Regions from separate parts of the Mus musculus genome. Here all the other regions are linked to region 3. Evidence: chromatin loops called from intact Hi-C (ENCODE). Cell type or tissue: left cerebral cortex. All regions are shown on one strand.

Region 1 (8,000 bases), 350 kb after region 3:
GAACAACCCACAGAGACCACTGTTACCTTCATGGCTGACCTTGGCTGGGTCAAATTCTTCATACCAAGGATCTCATTTGGAGCTCACAAGAGGCCCCAGGCTAAGTCCCACTGGTCAACCACATTCACAGGTGGTTGCACTAGCTTATAGTGGTCTAGGACCTCGCCTTGGCGCCCAAGAACCTCACATAAGAGAATTCCCTTTACTTAATGGGTGGGGGGGACACCCTTAATTGGCATGGTGCTGCATTGTGGAACACTGAATATGTAAATGAATGATGATCAAATCATTCTTTGTGTCAAAAACCCCAGAACTCTTTCTCTTCCACTTCCTTATATGCTACATAAGAGCTGCTGTAAAGCACTCTACCTTGCAGGGGGATGCAAGAACTCACTCCTAGCCATCTGTATTCTGGTACCCATCTCTCAGGACCTATGGCATTCAAGCTCTTACTCTTCTAGCCTCTAGATTTCAGCTTTAAGATGAGTTGGACTCTGTAGCCTGGCATACTTCACTTAATACAATGTCCTCCAGCCCCATCCATTGCACTACAGATGAAAGGGTTTCAATCTTTTTTATAGTTGAATAAATACATCACACTTTCTTTATCCACTCATCCAGGCATGGGTGTCTTGCTGCATCCTGGCCACTGAGAAGAGTTACTGAAAACACAGGTATACACATATGTACGAAACACGTATTAAATTTCCTTTGGAAATAAACCCAGGAATGGAACAGCTGGATTATATGCTGGTTATAGTGTGTTACAACTAGGTAAGTGAAACAATTTTAGCATGTTAGACCAATATACATAATGCATACTTCTTTTTATTCCATTTTAAAATCCAGATCACATAATAAAATGGCAGCGAAGAATAATGAAAAGATTCTCTGCACAAAGAAAACAAAACTACCAGCTTGTCCCAAATCAGAGTATCTTTAGCTTTAACCTCGAGGGAAGGACAAGATTTTGCTCTCTTAAGGTATTTATTCAGCATCTACTTATTGTTTACCAACCACACGTTGATTGAATGTCCCAGCATGAATAGAACGTATTTTCTTCCTGCAAGAAGCTCCCAGTGAGGTGTGGGAAGCAGAAAGAGAAACAAGTTGTAAAGCACCTGGGCACTGTAGTGACCGCCATATGAGATGCTGGAGGTAAGCGAGCAAAGTGAGATGTGGGCAGGTCCACCATCAGAGAAGCAATGTTCTGCTTCCTGCCTCAAAGCCACTTTGAATTTCTATTTTTGGATGACTCAATTTAATGTGCCCTAGACATTGTGCTTATTTGCCAGACATTGAAAATGGATTAATATCACTACAAGGTGTGCTCTCTCCTATCACCTTTAGCAAGATGTTTGACACCAAGGCACCCCACGTGTTGACTGCGGGAGGGCAGGGCATTCTATAAACATATGGCTGAGATTTACAGTCTTTATTGAGTAGGCTTCATACAGCTAGCTTACGAGCATAAGACAACTCAGTCTCAGGAAATACTTTAGAACCACTCCTATCTTATGCGGTATCAACACTAAAGCTGTGTGAGGGGTAAGATTATCTAGAACGCAGGCAGCATGCATTGAGCTTTGCTTGGTACAAACTTGGCTTTCACTTCCTGTCCCTCCCCTGCCAAAAATGTGAGAAAACTCAAGGCGATTTTTGTCCATACAAAACTAAAGTTGAACGTTTGCTCATATTGAGAGAGTCGGGTGATGATACTGTCTAAATCCTACCTTAAAAATGACATTTATTGCCCAGCAAGAACTCTGATAATCCTTTGTTTGGGAGAGAGCAGCTGAAGAGATTAAAGTCAATCTAGGTGCAGGCTTACAGGTCCCTGAGACTTGGCCATATTTCATCCTCCAGCGTCTAGAAGTGGGGTGGCGGGTGGAATTCCACTATGCACTGCATTCAAAATATCAGGCACAGCTTCAAAAATCTAATCAAGGCAGAGGAAAATATGCTGTTGGAGATTCTTGAGCTCCTTAGAGGAAAGACAGGAGAAAAGCAGAAGGCGGTAATACTGGTAACCATCTTTCATGTTACCGCTCGAACTGTTTGTGAAGAAAGATCACGAATGGAAACCTGATTTTTGCATTCGTCAGTGGCCATCTGTATATGCTATGCGGGAGGATTTATTTGTAGGCCATAGTAATTAAGCCTTCTGAGTTTTCCTGTACAGTGACTAGCACAGTAACAGTACATGTAATATCTTCTCAAATGGAAAACCAACCAACACCCCAAGAAAACCCCAACAAACAGCAACAAACCAAAAAATACAAATAAAACAAAAACAACCCAAAGAAATCACAAATCTACCATCTTCCCTATTCTATCATGCTTCCCAATACAAAAGCAGAAGGAGTTGAAACATTCAAATGGACGACAGCAAGCATTTGCCTGGCAGACCTACAGGGCAATTTCGTGTATGCAAAGTTCCTAGTCCTTGCAGAGAACTTGACGAAGGTGAGCTGAACTGCCAATTTCTACAATCATCTCTGCAAACAGTTTCAGTACGAAAAGCTAAAGCGGGACTGCTCAGCAAGGGCAGCATTGGCTGTTGTATACGTCTCACAACAACTGGGAGACTCATAAAACAAAGATGGCAGGCAGCAAATTGGTCAGGAAAGCCTAAGGTTCAAGACACTCCAGCAACTCCATCTCTGCTTCCATGCAAGCCCAGCTGCAGGGATGATCTGTCAAGTTCCTTTCTCCTTTCCTGGCCTTCCTTGCTTAAGGCTAGTCAAGTGACTAAGCTCCTCCCTGTGTGAACAGGAGGGCCAGATTCCTTCCTGAGCATGGTGGTGAAGAAGGCTGTTTCCCTTCTACCTTTCCTTTCCCCCTTCCAGGAAGCTGAAATGGTTTGGCCAGGGTGGTTCCAGAAGCTAGCACACAAGATGGCACAGCCTCTCCCCACCCCCACCCCCCGCCCCCTGGTAAGCTTTGACTATTAATGGCTGGGTGAATCTGAGGTAGCTGGATATGTGCGACATCCAGGCTAAGCTAGCATATGTACAAGAGGTAAATCACTAACTTAAGCCACTACAAATGCCATGCTTTCTATCTTCACTAGTGAAGTCCAGATCTACAGAGAGAGACCACAGTGCCACAGACAGTCTTCTCTGCTGCTCGTCAGTGGGGTCAACCACATGGCCCCTCTAGGACAAGAGCCTTCCAGGGTAGCCCCATACAAACTCCCGCCCTGTTTCAGTAGGTGGCAGACTTATAAACACAGGCAGGGCAATAGAAGGAGCCTTTCCCTGGGTTCTTCATCTCCATTGCCTGGTAAACTGTGTCTGAGGATGACGTGGGTGGACACTGGAGGGGAGAAGAAGGGGAAAGAACCACTAAATAATTACCTTAATGAGCTCAGGTTCCTATTATACCTCAACATAGACACTTTTTCTTCTTATCCCCAGGGAATTATTTCTACTATGAATATAAAAAGTTCTCTCACACACAAAATAATTGCCCCAGCCCTCCAACTTCAAAGGACATGCCTCGGTGTAATTAATAGGAGTGAACAGCGCTGATTTCTAAGAAACACAGCAAGGCAGACAAATGAGCCCTCCCAGTGCTGTCTACACCAGGGTTACACGCATGGGCGTGTGGAAGTGTTCCTTCTCTGCTCATTTATGAAGAATTTACGTTAAGTGCCTCCCAGGGTCTATGCTGGGTGCCAGACACAGCCATAAACAGCGCACATCATTCCTGGGCTCAGAAACACTTTCAACAGGAACTCCCGGAGCCAGCTAGCCTGACAGACATCGCAGCAGTGAAAGACAGACAGCACCAAAATGCCCACCAGGACGTCCCTCACAAGCCACGCCAGAAGCAATGCCAGAGAGATGATTCCATCTCATAGGCAAAGTGACCATACCCAAGCAAATAGCTTCCAAAGCTAAATCAATTCCGACCGTGACATATTGGCATCTAGAACAAATGGTCACTTTGAGCGAGAACTTGTTTAGTAAATTAGGGGAGGGAGTTCATGAAATGGTGGAGACTCCAGCCAAGCCACTGGGATGTAAATTGTGATCGGATTCTGAGCTGACACGTTAAACAGTTTAATTTAGGTACAGCTCTCAGCAGTGTTGGGCACATTTGAGAGAAACAGATGCCTTGAATCATTTCAAAGTACATTCCTGTCAGAAATGTCCTTTGTGACACTGAAATCAATTTCCTACGCCTTTACTAACTGTTCTACGAAAAGAAAAAAGGAGGAAGGAGGAGGGGAAAAAAGACTCTTTTAATCAAATGTCTTCCCACTGAGGCAAAATTAAACCCAAACCTATTAAACAGCACAAATTTACGTTCAATTTTTATAATTAGTGTTGCTGTGACAGATAGGACCACAATAGGACCGAATGGGACACGATGCATTTATGTCCTGGAGAACTACCAAAAGTCCTTGATTTGTTCTGAGAAAATGAGGGAAGCCAGACGAGGGCGGTGCTGGGTAGAAGCTATGTGCCAGCTCAGGTCCACACACATCCTGAGGACAGTGCGTGAGAAGTCTGCTTCACTTAAGAATCTCCATCGCCCGCCCGCCCGCCCGCCCGCCCGCCCGGTGTCTGAGAGCACTTACCACCTCTGTCGTGTTATGGCGCCTGTACAGATGCCATGGAACATCAAACACAAATCTCACACTAGTTAAAAAATAAATAAGTGAATCAAAATGCCACCAAACCAAACAGGAATGAGAACAGACTATGTAAATACTGCAGTTGTCCCATCCCCCCTGAAGGGGGGATATAGTTCCTGTGTCCTCTGCCTGAGCAACACCAACTAAAAATACAACGATATTTTCTATTGGGAGTTTTGACCCACCACAAAAGCCCATACTTCGGAAAACACACACACACACCACACACAAACACAATTACCCTTGTAGCTTTACTATGAAGCCACTGTAGGGACCCAGTTTTTTTGTTGTTGTTGTTGTTGATTTTTTTTTTTCCTTAAACCCAGGCACTCTCAGAAGTCCCTGGAAAATTATGTTCTCTCAAAACCCATATTAATTCATCAGACATGAGCATGAATAAGATACTAGTTTTAACGCTTAGTATGGAAGGTTTGCTACATTGTGTGGCTTTTAAGGACAAGTGAGTTGATTTGTGTCCTACAGTGTCAGATGACACAGTGACTCATCTATGGTCAATGAAATAGAGAGTTCATTTTGAGAGAGTGAGTGACTGGGTGTGTGTGTGGGGGGGGGGAAGACTCCTGTGAGCAGCAGGTGCTTTCTAATCCTTCTGTGACTACTTAAGAGTCAGGTCTGGGACACAGGATTTATAAAACTCTGGGGCACAATCCCCATCCGTTGCTTAGCATCGGTTCTTGCTAAAGTCATGAGGATCCAGAGACACTAAGCATCTCCTACCACACAAGGACTCATGGCCGGCAGAAGCAGAGAGTAACAAGCCCACCCATAACGTGTGCTAGCACTTCAGTGATGGTTCTTTATGAGGGTACCCTACTCCTGCCTCCTACCGAAGCAGCAGAGCTTTCTCCATCAGGACATAATGAGAAGCTGTGTTTCCATTCCTCTGCAGGGAGCTGCTAGCATCTTTTCTTTGTTAGGTCCAGTTTACTTTCTGGAGGTGGGTGGTACACATGGGATGCACACACCTGCTTGTGCCCGTGTGAGCATCGAGGAAGGCAGAGCAGGAGTTAGGGTGTCCTGCTATATCATTCTTGGATATATTCCCTTGGGACAAGGTCTCTCGCTGAACCTGAGCTAGGTTGGTGTCTAGCAGGCTGCAGGGATCCTCCCTTGGTCCCCCACAATCCTATGATTACAGACTTTTACATGTTCTACTGACTTGAACTCAGTTCCTCCTGACTAAGCAAGGGTTCTTATCCAGCCAGGCAACCTTCCAGCCTCCTAATAGAGAGTAAAAAGGACTGCGTGACAAGACAAAGTTGAAGAAATACAGCATGCTCTGCTGACTTACTAGTCAGCAAAAGTTAATGAGTTGCAGCTCACGAACAACTCAGTGTAAAACCACAGTGTGTGCATGTTATGAAATTACTCCACAAAAGATTGCTTAAGCAAATTTACAATGAAAAACAACATCAAAACACCACAGAGGTGGAATGAATATAAATACAAAGTGCACTTAAACACCTGACTTTCAGGGAGAGGGAGGGTGTGAGGAACCCTCACCCTGCAGCAGTGATTTTTTTCCCCCACAGTCTAGAGTAAAGTGGGATCAGCAGCCAGCCAGCACTTCTTCAGTCAGTATAGTGTTTATACAGGTAGGTAAGCCCAAACACAGAACATTGATCTTCAATTGCCCCTGCAGCCATGAAGATGGCATGCAAAAATCCCTCCGTGGGCACTCTTCAAGTGGCTGAAATAAACACACAATACCTGGGGATGAACAAGAAAAATTTCAGTGGGGCCCATGGGTCTCTCAAGAGCGGTTTAAACTAGCCTATAAGCTAATAAGAGTGGTTATAAACTGTGAACAACCACTGCCCTACCAGGAGAAGCATCTATCACCTTAACATGCTTAAAAAGTGGAGAGGGCTCATCTCTGTGCTCCTGGCGCTTTCTATTAGAATGTTAATTGTTCATACCGAAGAAAAGGAGACAGAAGAATGGCTTTCACCATCCTGTGTTAAGTTTATTTTTGTTCTTCTGACCGGTTCCCAAGGGGCAGGAGGCTAATGACTGTTCTTCATCATCAACTGCAAAGGATATTTACATCCATCCTGTAACCATGACAGCTGTGTCGCTGATTCCCTAACTGCCTCTGCCACATGAACCAATCATCTGGCATGAAGCTGCAAGATGGAGTGCCCTGCAGTCATTATTCACCAAGCACTTTCATTAACAAACTGCCCTTAATTACAGTGGTAATTGCAAAATTATTTCATAGCAGCAATTATTTTTCTCAGCCAATCCAGGCTATGTAAGTAGGACATTGCCTATGAAGATGGCATAAGGCCAAGCAATCTATGACCAAAGATATGTTTTAATTGTATGACCAACTTAGTTTCAAAATATTGCATCAGAGGGCTCTAAAATTATATTACACAGCCCATTATACAACACACACACACACACACACACACACACACACACACACACACACACACACACACACACACAGTTGATAAAATGAAGCCAACCTTTTCTTTTCTTTATATGAAAGCAAAATGCATTCGAGACATTCACATTAAAGTACCCAAACCAATGCTATTGTCTTGCACAGTAAAAATAATGAATTTCTGGCTCTCAACCTATTCTCTGAGAACTGCTGAACAAACCAACCGATCCATCAGAAGGCTGAGTCCCCTTCACCAGTTTCTTATACTTAACAGTCCTTTGTCCCTTCATTCCTTCATATATTTACACATGTACTTAGCTATGAGAGAGTGCTGGTTGACCTACGCTATAGGTCTCAGAAACAAAATCATAAGAAGTGTTCAGAGAATCACAACCAAACATTATATATTGTAGGCAGAAAAACCATCTGCCCTCCATTGTTCCTGCTTCAAGTTGAAAATTCATAAAAGTTTACCCTAAGGATAAAACTAGAGCCATAAGACCTCTCTTGGAGAAGAGGGAGTTTTAGATGAGGTTAAAAGTACACAGAAATGTGGGATCTGTGGGGCTAGAAACGTGGCTTAGTTAAGATAAAGTGTTTAATACTATGGCAAGATGATAGCAAGGCAAGAATACTGCTGTAGGAAGTTTGGGTATTAGCTGGTAGATAATGAAGACTCGTGGAAGCAAGAGATGGAGGCAGCTTTTGCTTAAATAGTGAACACACACAGGGGCACAGGGCAGAGGACGCCACGGGCCATCCTGTGAGTACAGTTGTATTCAGCGATCGCCAGGATCAGAGATGTCATAAGCACGTACAGACTGTACTGAGGTTCCTCCCCTATAGGAGCAGGAAATAAATAAGGGTCTGTAACGCAGATGAACGCTGTATGCTTTAAGGGTCTACAAAACGTTAACCTAAAGCTACTGGAAAGCGACATGG
Region 2 (8,000 bases), 340 kb after region 3:
TGGGCCAAATCAGACGCTTACTATATTTTACATTAGTGATGATTAATAATTCAGGGATGAAAACGTTTCTTCTAAAATAATAATAATCTACCCTTATGTGGTGTGTATTGTGAACCAAGTGCATTGCCACGCCAAGGAGGGAACCACAGGGGCAGGTGCTATTTGGGTGCACTCAATGGCCTGGACCTGGGACTTACCAACCCCTTGACAACTGGAGCTTTCTCTCCTATCTTGAAACGGAATTAACATTTGTCAGAAATGTTGTTTTCTTTTTGCACATGTTGAATCAATATTGATATTCTAATTTAGGAGACAAGGACGGCCCTTGCTATTTGCATATTGTAATAGCCTTCAAGATAATTATGGGATGGATCTTTTGAAGAAAGAAGCCACATGTTTACACTGCTTCACTGCCTTTAGAAAAGTAGGATATATGACATTTACCAAATGCTGCAGCAATTAGCCTTCACTTAAGCTACTGTGAGAAAACAACATTAAAGAGGGAGAATAGAAACCAACATTTCCAGTGACTTCTTTACAGCTAGAAGATTAAAGATGACTCCTCTGCCCTACAGAGCCCTTCACCCTGTAAACAACCAAACCCAACTGGCACTTTGGTTTCTATCCTACTATCTGACCAAATGCTGAACTATTCATTTGAAGCATCATAAAAAGTGTTACAATATGCTGGAGTCATGTGCCTAGGAGATTACTATAGCAGTTTTTAATGCACCTTTACTTAATAATATTATTGGCTGTGATTTTAGTACAACACTGCTTTACCTAAGAGAAGATTCAGGATTTTTCACACATTTGAGTTTGTAACATACAGTCGGTCCATTTATTGAAGTCCCAGTTTTAAGCTCTGTAACAGAACTCAGCCTTTAGATTAACAGGCCTGTAAAAGTATTCATTTAAATAGCTATGTAAGAAAATGAAAACAAGATAGTTTGAGTTATTTTAGAAGCACAGCATATTGGGAATTTACAATGGCTTCTGGTATCCACCATGGCTCCACTCAGAGAAGCAGGGAAAAAACACCCCCAGACTCTGACTAATAACCAGGCCACTGTGAAACACGGCATCTAGACTCTAGAAACAGATACCTCAGATCTCTGGGACACCCACCAAAGCTTCCTCACAAGGAACTGGGGGACTCTCCAGGGACGACATTTGAGAAAGGAGGCCTCAGGATTGGATCCTGCGAAGTGTAATTAAGTGTCTGTCATTTGGATACATTCACAGTCTGTCCTCATCTACCTCTAACTCACAGAGCATCCACAAGTGGCTGAGCACTCCCACCTAGGCATGCTCCCTCCATGGAGCCATGGGAGCTCCTATCTTTCCCAGCCCTTTTCCCATCTCCAGTTAATTTAGGTTTTATGTTTCCTACTCTTTCTGTCCCCATAAAGAGAGCAGAGAGAAGACTCTCAGACGGGTGTAAACATTTCTGACTGATTAAACAGAGTGTACTAGTGATGAGGCTGCTCACTCCAGACACATGACATCTCAAGGAGACAGCAAGGCTTGTTACCTAATAAATACACTGTGTTTAGAGACATTTCGCCAGATGGTATCAATTTAACTATTAATGGGGTACACATCTGATGTACTTCACCCACTCTCCTATCCATACTGAAAAGGAAGTCCTGCCTAATTCCATGTACATCAATGACTGCTAGGCAAGTCAATAACAAAAGCTACCTCCATCAGTGACTTCCTTTTTTCCTGGTCCCTCTACCATCGAAATGACTCTTTTTGAGTGTCACGCTTTGCCCTACTTCCCAGGGTATTCACCCTGCCATAGCTGGAATATTCCCTATGTGGCCACTCTATAGCCTGAAGGCTCTCTTTTCTGTAGCCCACACTGCTTTTCATATTGCATCATAGCCACATTAACCTCAATATCCTCTAAAGCTGAAGCCACATCTTTACCCACAGACATACCACAGTCCACATCTGCAGCACGATCCCTCACGCTGCCTCTACTCAAGTTTAATCAAACTAACTTACAGCTACCATGTTCTGGGCATGATGTGGGATTTTCTGCTTCTATGCTTTATCTCACGGCACTGCAGAGGAGCCCTTCAGCTTTTGTGTTTTTTATAGCCATAAAGCTCTAATCCTTGAGCCACTGTTGATATCCCTAAGTGGAGGTGGGTTTTCTATCTACTGGAGGACTATCTGTCCGATTCTCGCAATCAATTCATTTCTATTAAAGATCATTTTACATTGGGTATGGTATCTCACTTTTAAGTCACACAGATGGCCCTAAACATAACAGATTGATGTGACTAAGTATTTATCAAATGAATTAATGAATAAAATTTGAGTTAAATTCCTGAATTATTACACCCCTCCTGTTGAAAATACAAATCAACTTTGAGCAGATTGTGAAAAGCCAGTAGTACCAAGTTCTCCTGAATTGAGTGCCTAATACCTTGAGTATTCCCACAGCGCGCTACATTCCTCACTGTGCAAGAGTTTGGCTTTGAAGAATAAATTAGCACAAGGACTTCACTGGGTATGTGATCGAAAATTAACTTCTTATAAAATGGCTCCGTTCGAATTTATTAGAAAGCACTCTGTTTTACTGGTTTTTTGCTTTGTGAGAAATTTTGTGTTTGCCATGATCAGAAATGGTGGGAGGCAGAGCAGCATCGACAGAGCTGTCTAGGATCAGAGAGGCCTGGATGATGCAATTAAAAGGTGGACAGACAGGTAGACAGATGTTCAGCTGCATGATCAGGAACAAGATTGTATAAAAAGGCTTCTTTGATCATTAGAGAAGCCTCTATAATGAAGCCCTGGATACCCACTCGGTGTTTGTGGCGGCTCTCATCTCCAGCAGGTGTCTTAGAGAGAAAATACCGCAAACACAAACAGATCCACTGCCAGCTAGTCAAAGCTGCTTGGCATTTCTTCCTGTTGATTAAGCCACAAATAAAATCATACGTGGTGTGCTTCTGACACAGGCGGGGTGTACAGTTCCCAATAGTTACAGAATACATCTTGCTGAAATGTTTCAGGATCTGTTACTCTACTGGGATCAAGAAACTAATTTCTGTTCAATAGTGTATCCTATGTGATCCAGAACATTCCCCAGGGCAACTACTAACATGACAGTGAGTAGAGTGCCAAGATGGATTTAAATGCCTAACACAGCGCAAGATGGTATACTCAGAAAATGCAGGTGTACTGTGAAGGCAGTAGGCAGGACACTGGGACTTAAGAATAATTATCTCTTAGTTATTTAGAAGAAGAGAAAGCCACGCTAATATGGAGGAGCTAGCATGGCAGACCTAAACGCCATTCACATTTGACTCTGAAATGCACTGCATGGTCCCTTAGAAGTCACATTGGCCTCTCACTTCATTTCTGTAGAGTTGAAAATGAGATTGGCTTCTCAGATCACACACAGGCAGAATGTACAGTTCACGGACCGTTACAGATGCACCAGCAATGGCAGATGTGGGTGCCACACACCAACCGACAAGGCCAGAGGCGCTGATTAGGGGTTTGTTGGGAATAAGCCACAAACAAAAGGCTTGAGCACAAGTCTCAGCAGTGTCGCCGACACCCTTCTGTAGTAGGTGGGCGTGTCAGTGCACCCCTTGCCTTGGTTCCTCATCTGAGACATGAAAACAACCCAACACTTGTTATCTGTCTAGAAGGGTTTTGAGAGAAAGAACAGCTATGATGCTGTAAGAAGCAGTATGACTCACAGTGGCATGGTTTCTTACAGAACCCGTGGACTGATTCTGGCTCCAGGGTTAGGCTGAGGGGGAAGAGAAAGAGCAGAAGGCAGAGAGAGAAAGAGGAAGAGATCTAGTCATTAGATCCTATTTTTAAGGCTCGGGGTAGGGGTGGGTGTCTCAGTAAATCACACTTTCGGAGACAGATGATCCTTTTGAACCACAATTTCTCCTTTCAGGGTCATCTCTTGGGCTCGTGAGAGCTTTCGGTGTTGCGTGCCCATGAATCACCAACCTTGTTACAAATGCACAGCACAGCTCGGAAGGACCAGGGTGGTGGGTCTCTGATGAAGAGATGGAGACAACACTGGCAGCTACAGGTTGGAAATCAGCCAAGTCGCCACAGTGGTTGCAACACTTTCATACATTCTCTGTTACCGGGGAGTTTATTCTCAGCACGTGCTTTAATTAGTCATCTAGCATCATGTGGTCATTGCTAACCACACTTGTGCACCATACAGAACAAGAGCCAGATGAGGGGAATGGCTACACTTCTCGCCAATAGTAGTTCTGTCTGCCCTGGATTTCCACGAGCGGCCCTTTTGCTCTACAACTTGAAATCTCAATATTAGAGTTCCATTTGTGATGTCACCTGAACACTGTCAGGTCAGACTCTCTCAGAATACTAATATCGAGAAGATCACCATGACATCTGCCTGCTGTAGGTAACAATGACCAGCCATAAAGGTGATCTGAAATTGGCTTCTCTTTCAAGATATCACTAACTCAAATTGCTTTTGTCATAGTTCTTTTCAAAAAAAATATTTTCAATTTAGAACTGGAAGGAAACATGAAAGAGTGGGCCTGACTGTCCGTGAAGTTCACTGCTATTGCCGTGCTAAATGTGCAGACTGAGCCGACAAATGAAACACGACAAATGTGTTCTCCCTTATGCCCGAGTATGGTATTTAATACAGTTGAAAATGGTTTATTTTTATCTTTGACAAGACCAGAAATGGCCAATGACTTTATCTGCAGATGGGATATCCTCAAAAATATTATTTTTCTAACCCATAGGAGAACAATTTTTTTTCAGAGTACACCAGAGGTTAAAAAAAAAAATTGATGAACACAGTGTATGCATATGTTCCCCTGTCAACCACAGTAAAAGATCAACCATCAGTGGCTCCTAATACATTCTAGAAATAGCAGCTAGAAATACATAGGACTGGCAAGGCAGGCTGCTATGGAAAGGCCTTGGACAGTGTTCCCTCTCAGGAGATATTTATAAAGTATATCGCATCTCCAAGTTGGACTGCTTTATTATTTTGAGACTCATTCTCATATTCCCGCAGAGTTTTGCAGCTTGACCTATTTGTCTTAAGGTTGGACTGCATTATACATTCTTAAGAAGCAGAGGCAAGACAGTGATGGCCCGGAGAACCACCATCAACAGTGTAATCAGTCTCTTTGATAGAGGTGACACAGAGCAATGACACCTCGGCCGCCATCTTCCTTTAGGATGGCTTTCTCATTCATTTGAAGATAGAAGGAGAGGCCTTTGCCTTGAATTTTCAATGTTTAAAACTCGGAGAAATACCTTATTCGATTCAATGCTCAGCCATTAATGAGGTGAATTCAAGGAATCTAAATCACAAAGGGGTGGGGACTTTGTGGTAATCTTTCCATTAAAGCATCCACTAGTCCTTCCTGATTGAAAGCTGACTTTAGATTCACGACTCTAAATGTGTTATAACAAGCAACCGCAACGGACTCTTCTCGTTGATCCAAACTAAATTAGGCAACAATCCTGACAACAAACAGGAAAGTAAAACATTAAAAGGAAGAGAAGAAAAATATTACCTAAATAGCTGGAACAAACTCAGTACTAGCATGTGGCCAATACTGACTGGGAAAACTTCTAGCTGTGCATTTCAAGAGAAAACAATTTGAGGGTCTTTGTCAGGTAAATTATGGCAATAATTTCTCCTCCTCCTTTACCACAAGTAGTGCTGTGAGTACTAGAAAGAAATAATTTCCCAGCATCATGCTTCTACAGATTTTACTTTCAGTTCTATGTATACCCGTGTATCTAAATGCACATGACAACAGATTATCTACAGATCCTAGAAGAGGGCATGAGACTCCCTAGAGCTGAAGTTGTAGGCACTTGTGAGCTGCCTACTGAGGGGCTGGGAACCTAACTTTGGTCCTCACGGAGAGCAGTACGTGTTCTTAACTGTGTCATCTCCAGTCCCAACTTATATATTTCACACATCTTCAGTTCAAAAGCATACTCCTTCTACTTTCATTCTCTCTGTGTGTGTTTTACATATTTGAGAAATATGCTATGCTTGTCTTTCTGTATCAGGCATGTGCTCTTTAAAACGATCTCAACTTGGGGAAGGGTGCTGAAAGGTAGAGTGGAGGGTGAGAATGAGGTAAATCTGCTCTCCCATCTCACACACACACACACACACACACACACACACACACACACACACACACACACATACACACACACACACACACACACACACACACACACATACACACACACACACACACACACACACACACACACACACACACGTATAAATAGCCTATACGTGAAGATGGCAAGACTGTAGAAGAGGGATTATCTGGTAGTCGGGGGAGAAGAGGACTTGCATGAGGGAGAAGCAGGGGAGGGGAGAGTTGTGGGGGGGAGGTGGATAAGAGCAAGGGATAATATATATGTCTGAAATTTCATAATGAATTTCATCATTTTGTAGGCTACCTAATTTTTTAAACTTTTATTTTAATTATGTGTGTAAATGTGTGTGTGTGTGTGTTTATGTGTGCACGCGCAGTGCACGTGCCTACCAAGGCTGGAGATGTCAGATCCCACGGAACCTAGAGTTACATGTGATTGCGATCACTCAGCATGGGTACTAGGTACTAAACCTGGGTCTTCTGCAAGAGCAGCACACATTCTTACCCTCTGACCCATCTACCACTGCACACCGCCAAAACTTTTTTTTCCCCCAGTAAATTCCATCATCTGTCTTTAAACACAGATACCTTTCTGAATGGGAAGGAGGCCCCACAATGCTCCCTCCTGAAGGATTCAACTAAGGAACTAAAATTAAACTGTAAAGCAACAGCCCCATGTTAACATCTGGTTCCTTCCCGCTTCAGACCGATACCAGGTGGGTTTTATAGCGCAGACAGCTATCAATCAGTTTGTCACACAAAACCAGTGCTTTCCAGATTCTTTACTGAAGAACCCTTGAAACCAAATCAGCCTGGAGTGCTAACCTCAGTAGCACAGTACATAACAGCCTGGACCTGTTCTTATTTCAACGAAGAAGCCACCGAGGACAGTCAGACATGAACTCAGAGGGCAGCCTTCACAGAGGGCGGTCTACTCACGGCCTTCCTGCCAAGGCAGCTCCCTGCTGATCCTGGGACCTCTGAAGAGAGGAGGCTATCATGGAGGCCATCATTCAAATGTGCGTGTGAGCCCTGGGCCTACAGTCTATCTGATCCTGGTCACATCCAGTTTAAGATAGGGCTGCACACTGTTGGTGATGGGAGCTTCCCAATGTATTTCTGAAACAGGGCCTTCCCTTGAAGGAGGTGATTTGCACCTCTGTACCCACCCCACCCCCTCCTCATGAGAACTATAGCACTTTCATCATTGTTCATAGCTTCTTTTGCTCGTCAGGGGGATCTATCCAGAGAGTCGGCAGCAGAATCCTGGTCTAAAGCACAATTGCATATTGATATTTAAGATGGTGTGCGCGTCAGCACATTAGAGGGGAGCCAGGATGAAAGAGTCTGGTTATTATCCCAAAGGTTGACTCATGCACACAGAGGGCCCGCCCACAGCTCCTGAAAGGAGCCTGAGTTTTCAAAACAGAGATAGACTAGTGGGAGCTGACCACAGCTAACAGCGAAGGCCAGCATCACTGGCTGTGTGTCTGATTGACCACAGGGAGTTTGGCTCCTAAAGCACTAAGGGTATCCAGGTGACCCCCAGTGGTGTTCAGCTGAAACCTATTGCCAGTCTTACCTGAAGCCCAAACAGAACATTCAACAGCAACAACAACAAAGGACCCCCACATCCCCCGGACTTTTACTATCTCTCTAAAGCACATATCAGAAATGTATCCTGGAATCCTAGACAAGGCACACTATCATGTCTGCATCACCTGAGAAACCAACACTGAAACGGAGCAACCAAAGGAAGTGACTTGGGACAGCTTGAGCTCTGATGACTGCCACTGCGGCTTCCCTAGTTACCAGGTGTGTCACCATGAC
Region 3 (8,000 bases):
CTGTATCTTCTCCCATCAATTTGGGAACTTCATCTTTTGCTTCAGAACTACTCCATGTCAAAGTATTTTCCGGAACACTCAGGCCTCTCCCTGTGCAGAGGTCTGGGGACACTAGTTACTCTGATGTATCCTCCCTGACTTGTAGACCCAAGATCAAAAGATGTCTAAGGACATATTTCTCCAGCCCTCTTTTCTCTCATGCTATCTCTTTGCCATCTGCACTGAGGCTCCATCATCCTCTGCTGCCCACTTCTCTCGACTTCCCGGAAGTCACTCCTTGTGCCACCTGAGCCAATCCCCGCAGAAGCCAGCTAGGATTGGCCAGAGACACCAACCTCATCCTTATTGGCTGTTTCATTGGCTTTTTTGGTCATGAACTTCTAAATAAGCTGTCTTAGTTAGGGTTTCTATTCCTGCACAAACATCATGACCAAGAAGCAAGTTGGGGAGGAAAGGGTTTATTCGGCTTACATTTCCATACTGCTGTTCATCACCAAGGAAGTCAGGACTGGAACTCAAGCAGGTCAGGAAGCAAGAGCTGATTCAGAGGCCATGGAGAGATGTTCTTTACTGGCTTGCTTTACCTGGCTTGCTCAGCCTGCTCTCTTATAAAACCCAAGACTACCAGCCCAGAGATGGTCCCACCCACAAGGGGCCTTTCCCCCTTGATCACTAATTGAGGAAATGCCTTACAGTTGGATCTCATGGAAGCATTTCCTCAACTGAAGCTCCTTTCTCTGTGATAACTCCAGCTGTGTCAGGTTGACACAAAACTAGCCAGTACATAAGCCCTCCCCCATCTATCTAATTCTTTTGTTCTTGCGCTGCAACCACCTCCCACCATCCCATCCCTCCCCACTTCCTTCCCAGATGCTTACTCTCTGCCCACCTCAATCCTGTACTCATGTTCCAGTCAGTAAGTAACTCCTCCCACTCCCAGTGGGCTGCCCAACCATCTCAGCATCCATTCTAACAGTTCAACCTCCCACAGGGCTGATGTGCCCTACAGACTTCTCTTCGGCTACAGTCCTCCCACAGCCCTGCTCTCATTTGAGAAACCCTTTTGGAACTCTGGCTGAACTAGGAGCTCAGGAACCCAAGCAGCTCCCATTCCTCCCTCTGTCTCTACTGGCCAGCCAGCTGCTCTAGGATCTTCATGTGGTTAATGGAGCCGTCAGCCCCTCCCCTCCCCTCCCCTCCCCTCCCCTCCCCTCCCCTCCCCTCCCCTCCCCTCCCCTCATCCCTCTCATCCTCCTCATGCATCCAACCACTCATTCATTCAGCTGGGTCCCTTACATCTCCCTTATTCCTGTGCCTTTATGTAACATCTATATGCTGGCAACTCTAAGCTTTTCATTTAAGCCCAAAGCTTTTTTTCCCTCCATTATAGGCTCATGTCTCTTGCTGCCCACTCGACAACATTTCTTCTTACTTATCTTCCAGACCTTTCATCCTTAACATATCCAGCAGAGAATTCTTACCTCCTCCCACTGTAAGGCTGTTTCTTTCCTAGTGGATTACATATTAGTAAATGGCTTCCTTACATAAGGTAGAAACAGAAGCCTCACCTTGCTCTCTCTCCTCTCTCCCCAATTCATCTGGTAGTCATGTCAGAATTACTTGATCTGAAATCTAGCCAAACCTGTCCTTTACTTCCCCATCACTGCCACCTCGTCCATCTGGTCTGTGATCATATTTTGTGTGCATGTGTGTGTGCATGACTCTGGCAGTTTGTTCTCCTCCAAATTTACCCATATCCTCCCTGATAAAAAAGTCTTAAAAGGCACACTGAGGAAGTTGTTCTCTTACAGGAGGCCAGTTAGCAATCTTCACATTCCTTATCACATTTATAAGTATTAACGGTGTTCTTTAAGCAGAAGAGAGACCGATTCATTCCATTGTTCGTAGAGGGGTGTACATGCAGCTCAGAGCAAGTGGGTCCTGGGTTGCTAACAGGTTGTGAAGTGCATCATCTGGAGAGGAGCACGAGTGTGCATAGAACATTCAGGTAAGGGTCGCAGGCTCACAAATGCATTACTAGATGACAGGTGTGTATGTGTAGCCCAAACCTGGTGGAGTCAAAGGTTACTAAACTCCCACTCTTGCTGTCCCAGAAGAATTTGTTGAAAATCCAAAGTCCTTTCATTTTTTAACTGCTCCTTTTCCAGGTCTGTCTATGAAAATGCCATGGCTTTCAGCTCCTCAAATAAAGGACCAATCTAAATCTTATTGGTCTTGGAGATTTTGACTTCTGCTTTCTTAGCTCTATGAAGCCTTTTTCTGAAGCTGACTCTTAAACTAAGCCTTAGCATGGATTTTACCTCTTCACAGAAGCCTTCTTCAACACCCCCTTTTAAGTTTGCACCTATAGATCATTAATATCATCTAGCATTTCAACCTGGGTCTCTCCTTTATAACACTTAAACTCTTTTTGTTTTTCTGTTTCTTAATTGTTTTGTGCCTGTCTCCTCCTTGAGTCATAGACCATATCTGTTAGCTCAACATTGGATTCCCTAGACTGATAACTTTATCTGACATATAGTAATAACTACTCAATAAATAATCATTGAATCAATAAATGAGTGGTTGGAAAAATGAATCTATTGATATAATATGTATTGCATGTTGGACAAAATATTATCCTTATTCTCAAGGGAAGAGCAAGCAGATAGAATACAAGCGCAATGGCAATAACATTATTTCTTCTGTGACAAGCATGGGTTAAATAGCATGAAAGCCTGGGCTGAAAGGTCATGGAGCTTCAAGCTTCAAGCACCTTCAGGATGGAGAGTTGGTCAATATGATTTTTTTAAAACTGCATTGCATTGATTTATTGGTGTGTTCATCCAAATGCAGGTGCGTGGACAGAGGTCAGAGGACAGCTTGGGGGAGTCTCATTCTATCCCGTGGGTCCTTGGGATCAAACTCAGGTCATGAGGCTTGGCCACAAGCACCTTTACCCAATGAGTCATCTCAAAAACCACAGTTAGGTTTTTTTCTTTTTTTCATTTTTAAAAAAATTAAATTGAGATCACAGTTTATTCTTGCCTTTTATCTTGAAGTCAACCCAGGTAATCGGTTGATATTAAAGATTAGAGCTAGAAATTTTGATTATCAGCATGAAATGCTGTCCTAGTATTTGTAAGAAGAAGAAGAAGAAGAAAAAAAGGTAAGATATTTCTTGTACTTGACCCTCCAAAAATTACACTGCTGTCCAATGTGCTGATTCTATGAAAGTAAAGTCACGTGTTACAAATGCAAATGAATGAATTGGATTAAGGAGAGAACAGGGGCCTCCTATCATAGAGAACCATACTGTTCTTAACGTAGAGGAGAGTCATCTCAGGCTGCATTACACTGAAGTAGCAGATGATCTGAAAACCTTAATGGCTTCCACCTCATAAACTTATTTCTTTCTATGCTACACGGATGTTATATTCTTCTTTATTTAGTGACCCACACTGAAACAGCAGCTCTGGTCAAGGATGTGTTGATGCTGAGGCAGAAGAAGAAAGAGAAATTTCGCAACTGAATGCTGGCTCTTAAAGTATATGTAAAGTATAAAATAACTTATGTGATAACATCTCATTGACCTGAGTCTATCATATGGCCAAGGCTGACATCACTGCCTCAGATATCAAAGTTCCTGCAAATAGAAAAGTAAAAAACACCAGAAAGACTGACCTGCATGTAGCTCAGACCTGCAGAGCCAGAATTTAGAATTTCCTGTACAATCCTCCACCATGGGCATGAACGAAGCAGTCATTTCCCCTTTAAGACCAAATTAATATATATTCTAATCTGTAAGTAAACATCTCTTCCTTTCTTCCAAATGCACAAGCTTAGGATAAAAATAGAGGCATTTCATATGCCTATGTGTTCTGTAAACTAGCACATACGCAAAGATGCTGGAGGTTGGCTTCAAGAATTAGAAAGGTCTTCTTTGTGTGTCATAGATGCAGATGAGAAATATATTTAGAGGCAAAGCCAGTATCTCATCCAGCATATTACTAATTATAAATTCAAGCAGACATTTGGGGAGGATGGCAGGAGCCTACCATTTAGTTAAAGCAAATGGCCAATTATAAGTTCTCCCATAACAACAACACAATACGTTTTACATAGTTTCAAATCCCGAGAGGCTAATAATGCCTGTATTCAGTAAATGATCAATAACTTTAAAAAATAAGCACACACAGATACACACTCCTATATATAAAACTTAAATATAGGCTCGGCAGAGGAAGGAGAGCACGCAGCACTTGTCTTCCTGAGCTTGGCTTATCGCATCCATTTTTTAGCAAATGTAATTATCTCACTTTTCTTTACAGCTGTATAAAATTCCATTGTGTACATGGACCATGTTTCCTTTGTCTATTCATCTGCTGCTGGGATTCTAGGCTGGTTCAATTCTTTGTGAGTAGAATAGTAACAAGCATGGTTGTGCAAGTGTCTCTGTGACGTGCTGATTCAGAGGCTGCTAGGTACATACCCAGGAGTGGTGTCGCTGGGTCACATGGAAGCATCTCTGTCAGGATCTACAGTGGCTGTACCAGCTCCTACTTTGGCAGCACAGGAGTCCTCATCTCTACCCACATCCTTGGTACCATTTGCTGCCATTTGTTGTCTTGATGCTGACCACTTTGACAAATGAATGTGAGGTAGAACCTAAAAGTAGTTTTAATTTGCATTCCCCTGATAACGAAGGCTTTCAAACACCTTTCCAAGTATTTGTTGGCTCCTTGTGCTTCTTCTGTGGGGATTTGTCTATTCAGTCCACTGGTCTATTTGTCAATGAGATGATTTTGTTGTTGTTTAATTTCTGCAGTTTTTTATACATCTAGATGCTGCTCTTCCGGTGTGTAGTTGGCAGATAGAGTTTTTCCTGTTCGATAGCTGTCTCTTCACTCTGCTGATTGTTTCATTTGTAGTGCAAAAGTGTTTTCATTTTTATGCAATCCCATTAATCAATTCTTATGATTATTGTATGTGCTATTGATGTCACTTTAAGAAAGAGCTTGCAGGGCTGGAGAGATGGCTCAGGGGTTAAGAGCACTGGTTGCCCTTCCAGAGGTCCTGAGTTCAATTCCCAGCAACTCCATGGTGGGTCACAACCACCTGTAATGGGATCCAATGCTCTCTTCTGGTGCATCTGAAGACAACTACAGTGTTCTGATATACACAAAATAAATAAATAAATCTTTTTTAAAAAGTTCTTCCCTATGTCTATATTTTGAATATAAAAAAAATCAAGTTGAGACATTTCTAGGTGGCAATTTATATCACATTTCAAAATGTTTATTGAGTTTTGAGCTGAGAATTCCAAGTTTAGAAATTTATTCACAAAAGATGACAGGAAGTGCTCACAAAGAAGATAACTGGAGATGTACGGGCCATTTATCACCATCATGTAGATAGACTACATAGGAAGGCTAGAGAGAGGGAGGGAGAGAGGGACGGAGAGAGAGAGAGTGAGAAGAAGCACATAAAATAGAGATTTCTAACAACCGAGTACTAGTGAAATAGGTTGTAATATAGATAGCATGGGTAAAATACTAAATAATTAAAAAGTGTGTTTTGAAAGCACAGTTATCAGAGAAAATATGTGGAAAAACCCATTAGTTCTGATATATGACAAATATAATACACCTAATGTTAATAAAATGCATAGTCTATCTCTACATATAGATGTGCATACATGCATACCGAGCTGAAAGTCAGAACAAAATTATCCATTTCAAGAAAGACAACACATTTCTTGCCATTTCCCCCTTTTGAATTATGAAGATAAAGAATGAGACAGATCTCTTGTTCCCTGAGAGGAGAGATGCATGTGTGTCTATGAGGAGAAGAAAGGCTATCACAGGGAACAACACAGGCTCTGGTGTCAGGACCAACGGATGATGTAAACGAGGACAGGAAGCAGTTGTCAGCCACTGGAATTAGACACATGGCCATGAACACAGAGGGAGGCAGTTTTACTAGGTTTTGTTGTGTCCCATGTATTTACACATTTCCTTTGAGGCACTGTGAAAAGTTGAGCAAAATTTTCATTTGTCACTTCTGCTTTGTGAAGGTTGGTTTGCTTGGAGATGTGACCAAACGCTGACTCTTGCTTGGAAGCAGGAAGCAAGACAGCCTGAGGGGTCCAGCCTCAACTGGGAGCGCATAATAAAAGATGATATAGCCAAATATTAGAGTCATTAGCTTTGAGTGGAGAGAAAAGAAAGTGACTTGCCTAGCCTCCTCTATATCTTAACAAATCTTCCACAATTCTGACGTAAATGTACATTATTATTATAATCAGAAAAATATTTTTTAAAAAATAAATTGATGTTGAATGATCCAATAAGTGAAGAAATCAATGGATGAATGAATTAACTAATTAGTGAAATGATTGACCCAGCCCTCAGAAGTACAAACAGGATTCTAATTGACAAATTTGCTTGTTCTTATTTCCTGCTGTGGACATTAGTCAGCCTCCAGCTTTAGATAAGGCACATTTTTAAAAGAAAAAAAAATAAATACTCGGAGGAAGGAAGCAATATTTTCACACTGTTTACTCTCTAACATTTGCAAAATGCCTCTACTCTATGCAGCTTGGCATGGCTCGTCCCTCATCTTCCATGATCGAGGTGAAACATCTCCAGCATCCCCGTGAAATCAGAGAAAACAGGCAGCATGTAGGAGGCAAACGTGCCAGCAAGCCCACTGCCTGCCTGCTTTGAAATCTAGTGGTTCTATTCCTATGTGGTAATATGATACGCACGCGCATGTGTGTGTGTGTGTGTGTGTGTGTGTGTGTGTACACATATGCACACATTATACACAGAGAGACACAAAATCGAGGTTGTCAATGAAAAACATACTTTAACACACACCCAAATACATTTAACCTGGCCCCATGCCTCAACCACATGTGCTGAACATGTCAACAAACTGTCTGATTTGTTCCCCTCTCCCACATAAACCGTCAGGCAGGGCTTGAAATTGGCTGTGCTGGGCTGTGAGGGTCCTACCAGGGCTTCTATGGAAAGCATATTGTCTGTCCATATGGCTGATGGAGAGGGCAGCTGGTTGAGAGAAGGACCCTGCCACCTGCCAGGTCCAGAGACAAGTGGCCAGCCAGAGTCCTAGATCCTGGTCTAAGGACAGCTCAAGGGCATGGGGAGCTTCCTGGCATATTTGCAGAGGATGATTACTGACGGACTCTTGAGAGGAGAGAAGAAGAGGAGAGGGAGCCGGAGGGAAAGCGAAGGCTGCCTGACAAAGCTGATTTTTTTTTCTTGTACAGATGCTGCTGGCAGAAGAGCGGGGTGGGAGCAGTATGTTCAGCTACATTAGTCAGGGATAGAGTTTTAATAGGCTGCAGAAGGAAATGATGACGGCAAAGTTAGGAGCAGTGAGTAACTCAATTTAAGAGAACCAAGCTCCCCGGGAGGTGACAGCAGAGCCACCATGTTTTTGCTCAACCCCCTGAAGGCAGGGCTGGGTGCTGAACTCACAGAAGATATTGCCAAAATGGGGCCCCTGGGAGATGACCCTTCATCTCTTCCTGCCATGACATTGAAGCATCCAGGGACTCATGAACTGAGCCAGCTTGTATGGAAATGATCCCGGTCCACTGGGGACTGAACGGTCATTCATGGTTATTGGAGGTAGGGGAGAATGACAGTCCACAAATCTCTGCACAGAGTTGGAATATTAGTTCATTCATTCATTCATTCATTCACTCACATTTTTCATTCCTTTTTGTGCATGTAAGAACGTGTATGTGTAGGTACACCCATGTCAAGGAGCACATGTATAGAGCAGAAGACAACTTACAAGCGTTGGTATACCTGGGTACTAAGGACTGAACCTAGGTCACCAGATGTGGCAACAAGGCATCTTTACCCATTGAGCCATCTCACTGGCCCCTTTACTTTTTAAAGAGTGAAAGAAGTCATTGAGCTGTGGGTTAAAGAAAGAAACTACTACCCCGAGAATAGGAAAGGGAC

What was found. Peaks named below come from ENCODE experiments on the same cell type or tissue, not always from the same donor. Only the 100,000 strongest peaks of a DNase experiment are listed, where the experiment ranks them.
Region 1: it touches region 3 in a loop (5-fold over the local background); 2 of 42 quality-filtered maps call a loop at or near these places.
Region 2: it touches region 3 in a loop (3-fold over the local background); 2 of 42 quality-filtered maps call a loop at or near these places.

What each region holds. Positions count from the first base shown.
Region 1 is chr9:47,713,530-47,721,529 of GRCm38, reverse strand. All of the region lies in intron 1 of Cadm1 (cell adhesion molecule 1), which reads right to left. Among named protein-coding and RNA genes, the nearest start is that of Gm10677, 100 kb to the left of the region's middle. In left cerebral cortex, a CTCF peak has its summit at 4,426 (motif pointing right); DNase peaks (open chromatin) are centred at 1,647, 1,970, 4,114 and 4,443; H3K27ac peaks cover 1,484 bases.
Region 2 is chr9:47,730,004-47,738,003 of GRCm38, reverse strand. The region is part of intron 1 of Cadm1 (cell adhesion molecule 1); the gene reads right to left. Among named protein-coding and RNA genes, the nearest start is that of Gm10677, 84 kb to the left of the region's middle. In left cerebral cortex, no CTCF peak of the experiment used is centred here; DNase peaks (open chromatin) are centred at 1,100, 3,842 and 7,489; H3K27ac peaks cover 1,970 bases.
Region 3 is chr9:48,066,237-48,074,236 of GRCm38, reverse strand. No RefSeq gene overlaps it. Among named protein-coding and RNA genes, the nearest start is that of Gm40518, 89 kb to the left of the region's middle. In left cerebral cortex, no CTCF peak of the experiment used is centred here; DNase peaks (open chromatin) are centred at 1,485, 3,906, 4,426, 7,307 and 2 more places; H3K27ac peaks cover 5,477 bases.